Regions from separate parts of the Homo sapiens genome. Here region 1 is linked to region 2. Evidence: read pairs that join two places in POLR2A ChIA-PET (ENCODE). Cell type or tissue: OCI-LY7. All regions are shown on one strand. Each heading gives the region's core, and the rest is flanking DNA. Links, peaks and the distances in the headings are about the cores only. Region 1 overlaps MCM8 (minichromosome maintenance 8 homologous recombination repair factor). Region 2 has its middle 68 kb from the start of GPCPD1.

Region 1 (5,380 bases), core at 74-5,073, 300 kb after region 2:
TTGGTATGCTTGTAGTTTCCTTAAAGTGACAACCGGTAAGCCAGCCGTAATGTGCTTTCTACTTTATTTTTTTGAGACAAGGTCTTCCTCTTTTGCCCAGACTGAAGTACAGTGGCGCAACTTTGGCTTACTGCAGCTTCCACCTTGGGCTCAGGCAATTCTTCCAACTCAGCCTCTCAAGTAGCTGGGACTATAGACATGTGCCACCATGCCTGGCTAATGCTTTTTTTGTAGAGATGGGGTTTTGCCATGTTGCCCAGGCTGGTCTCGAACTCCTGGGCTCAAGCAGATCCACCTGCCTTAGCCTTCCAAAGTGCTGGGATTAAAGGTGTGAACCACTGTGCTTGGCCACTGTGCTTTCTAAAAATGCCTGTGGCCCCCTTCTTCACTCGATGTGGAAAATTGACCAGGGCTTCTCTGGCCCTTTAGTAAGTTGTAGTAGTATGGCTCCTAAATCTTTTTCCAAGGATTGGGATCCTGGCTGCACATCTTAATTACTTTTGGAGCTCTTTGAAAATACCATAGCCCACTGCAAGCCAATTGAGTTAAGAGTTTCTAAGTTAGGGTCCTAGTGTCTATATGTGTACAACAGTCCACAGATGATTCTAATATGCAGCCAGCCTTGAGAACTGCTTTGATCTTGTCATTACATTATAAACCCACTGTCCTTCATATCTGAGTCATCCTTTATTGCCTGTGGTTGAGTGTTAAACCAGTCATTTTAATTCCTAGATATTATTATAATTCCATAGATATTTCATCTATGTTTGGTTCCTTTTGGCCATCTGGGGCTACTTTTTAAAAAATAAATTCTGTTCTGAGACCTCGCTACAATGTAGCCTGACAACAGAGGCTCAGGGTACCCCTTACAGGTGAAACAAAGCTCATCATGAACAGGAATCTGGGTGCAGTGGCTTACGCCTGTAATCCTAACACTTTGGGAGGCCAAGTCGGAAGGATTACTTGAGGCCTGGAGTTCAAGACCAGCCTGTGCAACAAAGTGAGACCCTATCTCTACAAAAAAGAAAACAATTAGCTGGGCATGGTGGCGCACACCTGTAGTCCCTGCTACTCCGGAGGCTGCAGCAGGATGATTGCTTGAGCCTAGAAGTTGGAGAATGCAGGGAGCCATCGTTATGCAACTGTACCCCAGCCTGGGCAATAGAGCAAGACCCTGTCTTTAAAAAAAAAAAAAAAGAAAACATTATGTTTAGAATATGTAGGAAAAGATGCAAGTGGGGATCTGAATTGTTACAGCTTTCTTTTCTGTCTTTTGTGTGGTATACCTGTTCGTGTGTGTAACTTTGGAATTAGTGAATTATAGGTGGGAGCCTGTTTTAACCCCTAGAGTGTCTTATCTGTACAAATCTCATAATTTATACATACTGCTTGCAGTATATAAAACTTCCTTTTTTTGCTCTTTTTTTTTTTTTTTTTGAGTCGGAGTCTCGCTCTGCCGCCCAGGCTGGAGTGCAGTGGCATGATCTTGGCTCACTGCAAGCTCCGCCTCCCGGGTTCACGCCATTCTCCTGCCTCAGCGTCCCAAGTAGCTGGGACTACAGGCGCCCACCACCACGCCCGGCTAATTTTTTGTATTTTTAGTAGAGACGGGGTTTCACCATGTTAGCGAGGAGGGTCTCCATCTCCTGACCTTGTGATCCGCCCGCCTCAGCCTCCCAAAGTGCTGGGATTACAGGCATGAGCCACCACGCCTGGCCTTTTTTTTTTTTTAATAAATGTTTCTTGGCAGATAGTTGTTCTAAAATGTGTCCAGTGGTATTGAAAGTGTTAATACCAAGAAGTTACATTGGCAGTTTTTCTTGTTTTCAGACCTGGAATAATGCCTTTGGCTCAATTTAAAAATAGAATCTGTAATGTTAGTGGAAATTAAACATCCTGAATAGAGTATGGCATGTAAGCCACACTAAGCCAGGGTTTTTAAAAACGAGACTAACAGGCTGGGTGCAGTGGCTCATGCCTGTAATCCCAACACTTTGGCAGGCCAAGGCAGGAGGACCAAGCTGGACAATATAGTGAGATCCCATCTCTAAAAACAATTTTAAAAAAAATTAGGTGTGGTGGCATGTGCCTATAGTCCCAGCTACTCAGGAGGCTGAAGTGGGAGAATCACTTGAGCCTAGAAGTTTTAGACCAGCCTGGGCAACATAGTGAGACCTTGTTTCTTACAGAAAATTAATTAGCCAGTCATGGTGGCATGCTCCTATAGTCCCAGCTACTAGGGAAGCTGAGGTTGTTGTAACCATGCGAGTTATAGAGAAACGCCACACTTTGAGACAAATTAAAGAGTCCTTTATTAGCCAGCGACCCAGAGACAGCTCACGCCCAAAATTCTCTCAGCCCCGAGGAAGGGGCTAGTTTTGTTTTTATACCATGGTCTAAATAGGGAGGGGGGATTTTAGCTGAAGCAATTTTTACAGAAGCAGAACTGGCAGAAAGTTAAAAAAATTAATTGGTTACAAATGCAGTTACAAAAAAATAAACAGTTCCAGGTACCGGGGCTTAAACTATCACAAAGAGATAAATGTAGGGGTTTTGGGTGCCATGCACTGCGCGTGCCCCCAGGAGCTGCTGGTGCAACTCGCCTCAGCATCTCATCAACAGGTGCATTCCTGGACGTGCTTTGAGTCAGTTTTACACTAGCTATGCCTGGAGGGAGGTGAAAGGGTTTACAAGTGAAGAAGCTAAAATGGAGTCTGTCCGGCTCTCTCTCTGCTAGGAGAGAGTCACTCGGGTTAAAACAAGGTAGGATATCACAAGGTGGGATGATCACTTGAGCCCAGGAGTTCAAGGTTGCTGTGAGCTAGGATTGTGCCACTGCACTCCAGCCTGGACGACAGAGTGAGACCCTGCCTCAAAAATAATAAATATAACAAAACAAATTAAAAATTAGGCTAACACCAACTGTTATGAACCATTTACTTTATATTTTTGTGTTTTCTTCTTACCACCTAGTAAACCATCATACTCTGTGTGTTATAAGGTTTCTCAGAAAGACTATATAAGTAACAAAAATAATGATAATTACTATTTATTGAGCCAGCAGCATAGGATAACAGTGGGTGTTTGAGATGTGAATACTGTCCCCTAGAATTGGGCAGTGCACTGCCATACACGGCAGTTTTACATTGGGCACTTATGTGCCAGGTACCAAATTAAATGCCTTTCATACATGATTTCATTTATTGTTCAGGGCAATGCTGTGATAAAACATAAGGAAGCTGAGGCTCAGAGAGGTCTGAGAGCCACACAGCTGGTGCATGGTGGAGCCACGATTTAAACAGGTCTGTCTGACTCCAGAGAGCTATGCTTTTAACTCTTGTGCTGTTTACTTTTCTGGCCTGTTATAGCATGTTTGCTCAGAAGGTGAGCATGTATTAAGTCACTTTATTACCTGATGTTTAAAGAAGCATTGGAACCTTCAAAATTAAAATTGGTACTCATGTTTTTGCTTTTCGAACTTGAAAATGAAGCATAAATTGGAATTGTGTTGAGTATTTATATGACCACAGACTTCAGAATCTGACTGCCTGGGTTTGATTGAATCCTGACTTTCCACCTTGATAGCTGTGTAGTTCCTCATTCACTCTTTGTTGGCCTTGGTTTTGACATCAGTAAATCAGGATATAATAATACCTTTCTCTGCTGGTGATGGTGCACCTTGTACACTAAAGCTCTTAAAAGAATACCTAGCATATACCTAACGTTTGTGAGCAACTGCTGTTAGCTATTACTTCCCTTTTACTTTGGATGATTCTCTTAAACTTTTTGTTTCCTTAGGCAGCGTGCAATGTTGCCCCACGTGGCGTGTATGTTTGTGGTAACACCACGACCACCTCTGGTCTGACGGTAACTCTTTCAAAAGATAGTTCCTCTGGAGATTTTGCTTTGGAAGCTGGTGCCCTGGTACTTGGTGATCAAGGTGAGAGGCCAAAGGGAATAATTAGTGATTCTGGGACTTTTTGAAAAGCCTTTTCCTTTTCAGTTAATTTCTTTACATTCTGTTTAAGAGAAACATTTAGATAGCAAAGTCCTAACCAGTAAGTTGACACTGTCAGAAATAATCATTGGAAATGCAGTATCATCATTTTTATACTACAGAATTGGAACTGTACTTAATGTCATTCATTTTCAGAATCTTATAGCCGATACAAGTATATGTAAAAATCAAATAAATATGTGTAGCTCCCTGAACTTCCCATTTCATACCACCTATCATATTTGTGATCATTTTTTTTAAAAGCCTGTTTTGAAGCTTTGTAGTAAGCTCCCTGTATGGTGGGATTTGGATGTCTTGTGGACTGCCATGTTCCCATTGCCTAGTACATAGGGGCACAGTAAATACTTATTGAATGCGTTACTATGATTTAGCTCTAAATAGTTTGGAAACCTTGGCACTGACAAAAAGGTGGATGTCATCCTTTGCTCACAGAGGACTTGCAATAGGAGATTACAGGTGTTACTTTCGATGTTTTTTTCTTTTTATGAGACAGAGTCTTGCTCTGTCACCCAGGCTGGAGTGCAGTGGTGCAGTCTCAGCTTTCTGCAACCTCTGCCTTCCAGGTTCAAGCCATTCTCGTGCCTCCTGAGTAGCTGGGATTACAGGTGTGCGTGACCACATCCAGCTAATTTTTGTATTTTTAGTAGAGACGGGGTTTTACCATGTTGGCCAGGCTGGTCTTGAACTCCTGGCCTCAAGTGATCCACCCACCACACCTCCCAAAGTGCTGAGATTACAGGCTACAGGCGTGAGCCACCACACCTGGCCTACTTCAGAATGAATAGTTTTGCCGTATTGTAACTGAACTCATTGGTTTTTTTTCAGGATTTGAGTGACAGGTGGTAAGAAGTCCAGGCATAGGGCCCAGCAAGAAGAAACCTCTACATTGGGCTTTGTCACCTAAGTTTCTCTTTGTGATGCCTTCACCTTATTGGGAAAACATGTTTCCATGCATGTGTCAGGCAGTGTCCAGATTCCAGTCCAGTTAAGGTCGTTCATTCCTTCTGGTTTGCCAGTGACTTCCATATTCTGAACCCAGGACCTGGTAGCCACATTTGACACAGTTAATCACTCCCTCCTCCTTGAGACCCTTGAAACTCTCATTGGTTTCCAGGCCACTTTACTTCATTCTTTACTTCTTTCTCAGTCGTTTACTGGTTCTTCATCTCCACAACCTCTTACCTGTTGTTAACTAAGGTGCTTAGTTCTTGGACCTTTTGTCTTCTGGGTCTGTATTTACCTTCTTGGTGATCTTGTATCGTTTCATTGGCTTTACCTACCTATCCGTGAAAAATTCTAAATTTATAATCTCGTTTCCCTTAAATATCAGGCACATACTTCTTATTGTCTACACAGTATCTC
Region 2 (5,380 bases), core at 145-5,144:
GGATAGCCTGAGATCAAGAGTTTGAAACCAGTCTGGCCAACATGGTGAAACCCTGACTCTACTAAAAATACAAAAATTATCCAGGCGTGGTGGCACATGCCTGTAATCCCAGCTACTCGGGAGGCTGAGGCAGAAGAATTGCTGGAACCCAGGAGGTGGAGGTTGCGGTGAGCCGAGATCTCACCACTGCACTCCAGCCTGGGCAACAGAGCTAGACTCGGTGTCAAAGAAATAAATCAATTAGATTAAATTTAAAAAAAAACTATGCAACTACAGCTAACTCCTTCCACCCTGTCCCAATCCTTTCTTGTACTTCCTTTTGCAGAGGTAACCAGCTTCCTGAACTGAGAGAGATCATTAGTGAGCATAGTTTTATTTTCTTCTTTTTTTCTTTTTCTTTTTATTTAAATAATAGGGACGAGGTCTTGCTATGTTGAACAGTCTGGTCTTGAACTCCTGGCCTCAAGCAATCCTCCCATCTCAGCCTCCCAAAGTGCTGGGATTATAGACGTGAGCCACCATACCCAGCCAACTAATGAGCATAGTTTTAAATCTCCCCACATAAATACGTGCATCATTCAGGGCCTTGACAAGCATGTGCAAACGGGGTCATGGAAGACAATTTCATAAAAGTTCTCTTTGCAAATGTAGAGGCTGCAATAAGGGACCCCAGAAAGGGATGGTGAAGCATCTTGGGGGTAGCAACTGGAGGTCCCCTGCTACAGAACTCAGAAAGACTTGCCACTGTAGCAGAGGGTTACCGACAGTACTTGTGGTCTTCAGTGAACAAATGCAGCCTCTGCAAACCCCTGGCAAAGAGGGAGTAGGCAAGGAGAGGAAGAGAGTTAATTCCCCCTGCCTGTCTCTTCTCCTCCCCTCTGACTCCTACTGGTGCTTCCCATTGGATGAACCCAACCAAAGACAGAGAAAAGAGTTCTCTGATAAGGTCTGTAAAGCTTCCCAGGGCCAGAAGTAGGTAGAGAAGGCCAGGAAGAGGATGTGACAGCTGGAGAATATGTGTCCACAAACAACACAAAGCATTATTTGTGTGTTTTACAAATTCTCTTAAACGATATCACGCTTTTACATGGTTTTTGTTTGTTTTTCTCGAGACAGAATCTCACTCTTATTGCCCAGACTGGAGTGCAGTAGCGCGATCTCGGCTCACTGCAACCTCCACCTCCTGGGTTCAAGCGATTCTCCCGCCTCAGCTACCAAGTAGCTGGGATTACAGGCATGCGCCACCACACCCAGCTAATTTTTTTCTGTTTAGTAGAGATGGGGTTTCACCATGTTGGCCAGGATGGTCTCTAACTCCTGACCTCAAGTGATCCACCTGTCTTGGCCTCTCAAAGTGCTAGGATTATAGGCGTGAGCCACCGTGCCTGGCCTAATTCCTGCATTTATTTTAACTACTCTGTAGTATTCCATTGTTTTGCTATCCCGAGAAATGTTGCAATGAACAGGCTTAGGTACACACGGCCTGACCCATAAGCTCAAGAAACTTGCTTGGGTATTTATACAGAAGTAAATTTGGCTGCGTGTGGTGGCTCATGCATGCAATCCCAACACTTTCGAAGGTCAAGGTGGGCAGATCACTTGAGGTCAGGAGTTTGAGACCAGCCTGGCCAACATAGCGAAACCCCGTCTCTCCTGAAAATACAAAAAATTATTTGGGCATGGTGGTACACACCTGTAAGTCCAGCTACTCAGGAGGCTGAGACATGAGAATCACTTGAACCCAGGAGGCAGAGGTTGCAGTGAGCTGAGATCGCACCACTGCACCCCAGCCTAGGCAACAGAGCAAGACTCTGTCTCAAAAAGAACAACAAAAAAACCTGCTTAAAAAAAAATATATTTGTTGAATTGAAATTATGTACATATCAACTTTACTAAGTACTGCAAAATTGTTCTCTATTGTAATTATTCCAATTTTTCACTCCCACAGACTGAGTATAAAAGCCCGTTTCTGATTCTCCACCCTCACCACAGTTAGTGTTATCAGGATTGAAAAAGTTGCCAATCTAATGGCTCTGAAATTGTGTCTCATGGTTATTTTAATTTGCATTTCCCTGCTCTATACTTTTCTATACCTCATAATCTCCAATGGTGACACTGAAATCATGACAAACCTTCTATTATCACAAAGCAGGTATTAATGCTGCTAATGTTCACAGAATCAATGGCCATTACAAAATGTGCCTTCAGTTGATTGCTCACACCTCAGACTCCTTGAGTTTTCCATACATACAGCTCATGAATGCCAGATTACATGCTGAGCGATTTCATGAAGGAATGCTTGCCAATCAGCTCCATGAGAAAGCGATTCAAAATGATGTTGGTTTCCTATGTTTTCTTGTCACTTTTGAAGAATCCTGTTGAAATGCAAGTCACTTATGGAATGAGCTCCAAGATCTTTTTTTTTTCCCACATGAAAAATACAAGATATGAAACAGCAGGTGTTAGCAGGTTTGTGTTTGTTTAAAATTTAAAAACATGTAAAATGCTTATGAGAGTGTGCCTCTGGGGAGGAAACATAATTTCAGACTTACAGTGGGAAATAGATTTAGTTTTCATATAGAACTCTTGAAAATTTTTCGCTTTTGTTTTTTTTTTACCACCTCCAAATAGGCTAACAAACCAAAAAAATATGATCTGATTAAAACACAATTTGTGACTTTTTTAAAATCCCAAATTCTTTTGTTTTAACTTGCCATTAAATGGATGATTAAATACTGTTTTGGTCCACTGCGGCTGTTATAACAGAATATCATAGTCTGGGTGGCTTATAAACAACAGAAATCTATTTCTCACAGTTCTGGTAGCTGTGAATTTCAAGAACAAGGCAATAGCAGATTCAGCCTCTGGTGAGGGCCCACTTCCTGGTTCATAAAGCCTCTTGCTATAATCTTGCATAGCAGAAGGGGACAGGGGAACTCTCTGGGGTCGCTCTCTCTTTTTTTTTTTTTTTTTTTTTTTTGAGACGGAGTTTTTCTCTCGTTGCCCAGGCTAGAGTGCAATGGTGCAATCTTGGCTCACTGCAACCTCCACCTCCCAGGTTCAAGCGATTCTCCTGCCTCAGCCTCCTGAGTAGCTGGGATTACAGGCATGTGCCACCATGCCCGGCTAATTTTTGTATTTTTAGTAGAGACAGGGTTTCTCCATGTTGGTCAGGTTGGTCTCGAACTCCCGACCTCAGGTGATCCACCTGCCTCAGCCTCCCAAAGTGCCAGGATTACAGGCTTGAGCCACCACACCTGGCCTGGGGTCTCTTTTATGAGGACACTAATCCCATTCATGAGGGCTCCACCCTCATGACCTAATCACCTCCCAAAGGCCCCAGTTCCTAGCCCATTGCATTGGGGATTAGGTTTTAATGTATAAATTTTGGGGGGACATGAACATTCAGTCTATAGCAAATACAGAGCTATGTGAAAGGGAAATTTCTAAAATCAGAGATTTCCTTTTACTATAAACAATACACACTCTTCTTTCGGTTTAAAAGTCATCATAAATGGAGGCCAGTTTAACACCCTGGAAAAGAAGGACAAACAGTTGTCAAACTACTGCAAAATTGCTTAGAAAACTTTAGGCCAGTCTCATGTTTTTATTTCAAGGAAGTTGTGAAATTTACTTTTCCATCTATAAAACAGCAGTGTGACTGTGCTCTGTGGAAATCAATTTTTTATTTAGAAAAAATATTCCATTGTGCATTCCTCCCATATGAGCAACACATTTACCTAGGAAGATAGCAGATGATTTTGTAACCCTAGGTATCCACATGCATGATCACTTTGTCCTCTTCCACTCCTGTGATAACTCCCTCCACAGTGCCATTAGTGCTTTGCCCTGGTTCCTGGGAAGGGACACATGGATGAGTGAAAACATTTTCCTGGGAGCAAAGCAACTATCCAGATCAATCAAATTCTTTTCCCCATGGACTCAAATACACATTTCCTACCTAACAAGTTTTTTTTTTTTTTTTTTTTTTTTTTTTGAGACGGAGTCTCACTCTGTCACCCAGGCTGAATGGAGTGAAGTGGCATGATCATGGCTCACTGCAACCTCCACCTCCCAGGTTCAAGTGATTCTCCTGCCTTAGCCTCCCAAGTAGCTGGGATTACAGGCAGCCGCCACCAAACACAGCTAATTTTTGTATTTTTGGTAGAGATGGGGTTTCCACCATGCTGGCCAGGCTTGTCTCAAACTCCTGACCTTAGGTGATCCATCTGCTTCGGCCTCCCAAAGTGCTGGGATTACAGGCATGAGCCACCGTGCCCAGCCTTCTTTTTTTTTTTTTTTTTAAATTTGAGACAGATTGTCCCTCTGTCATCCAGGCTGGAGTGCAGGATCTCGATCTCAGTTCACTCCAACTTCTACCTCCCAGGTTCAAGAGATTCTCATGCCTCAGCATTCCCAGTAGCTGGGATTAAAAGTGTGTGAGACCACGCCCGGCTAATTTTTGTATTTTTAGTAGAGACAGGGTTTCACCATGTTGGCCAGGCTGGTCTCAAACTCTTGACCTCAAGCGATCTGCCCACCTCAGCCTCCCAAAGTACTGAGATTACAGGCGTGAGCCACCACACCCGGCTTCTATCAAGTATTTTAAAAAATATATTTTTTTCATTGATCAATAACTGAAAAAATGTTTCATTTTGAAGGTAAGTTGTATGTTGGCTGGTTGTTTTTTGGGAGCTGATGTTAAAGGCACTATTATAATAATAGATATACTAGATATGATTGTTATTTTATGTACAATTTCAATATATGTATAGACAAAATCATGTAATAATTTATACAGTATTTAAAATTTTGAAAGCAGTTTCATAAACTTTCCCCCCTCCTTCCTGCATAACAAGTTCTTTTGAACCTACCAGAACTATTTATTTATTTATTTTTCTTTTTTTTTTTTGAGACAGGGTCTCACTCTGTCACTCAGGCTGGAGTGCAGTGGTGTGATCACAGCTCACTCCCAGGCTCAAGGGATCCTTCCACCTCAGTCTCTTGAGTAGCTGGGACCACCGGTGCACACCACAACGCCTGGCTAATTTTTTGTATTTTTGGTAGAGACAGGGTTTTGCCATGTTGTCCAGACTGGTCTTGAATTCATGAGCTCAAGGAGATCCACCTGTCTTGGCCTCCCAAAGTGCTAAGATTACAGGCGTGAGCCACCGTGCCTGAATTGTTCAAGGACAATTCAGAAATCCAAATCCATATGGCTAATTCTATTCATTTACTCATTCTTTCTCCCAGATTTTTATTCAACAAGCATATATTGAGTGTACATTGTGAGCTAGAGATGGGTTAGGTGCTGAGATAGAAAGATGCATAGAAATCCCAGTAAGATGCCACAATATAGTAGAAGAGACAGGATGTATGG

What was found. ChIA-PET counts read pairs that join two places held together with the same protein. Peaks named below come from ENCODE experiments on the same cell type or tissue, not always from the same donor. Only the 100,000 strongest peaks of a DNase experiment are listed, where the experiment ranks them.
Region 1: POLR2A ChIA-PET joins it to region 2 with 5 read pairs; 2 of 35 experiments call an interaction of 5 or more read pairs at or near these places.

Annotation. Positions count from the first base shown.
Region 1 is chr20:5,974,078-5,979,457 of GRCh38, forward strand. It overlaps MCM8 (minichromosome maintenance 8 homologous recombination repair factor), which reads left to right. Exons shown (of 19, transcript NM_032485.6): 13 at 3,799-3,940. Among named protein-coding and RNA genes, the nearest start is that of MCM8, 26 kb to the left of the region's middle. In OCI-LY7, for the core only: no CTCF peak of the experiment used is centred there; no DNase peak of the experiment used is centred there.
Region 2 is chr20:5,676,667-5,682,046 of GRCh38, forward strand. No RefSeq gene overlaps it. Among named protein-coding and RNA genes, the nearest start is that of GPCPD1, 68 kb to the left of the region's middle. In OCI-LY7, for the core only: no CTCF peak of the experiment used is centred there; a DNase peak (open chromatin) is centred at 2,875; H3K27ac peaks cover 1,310 bases.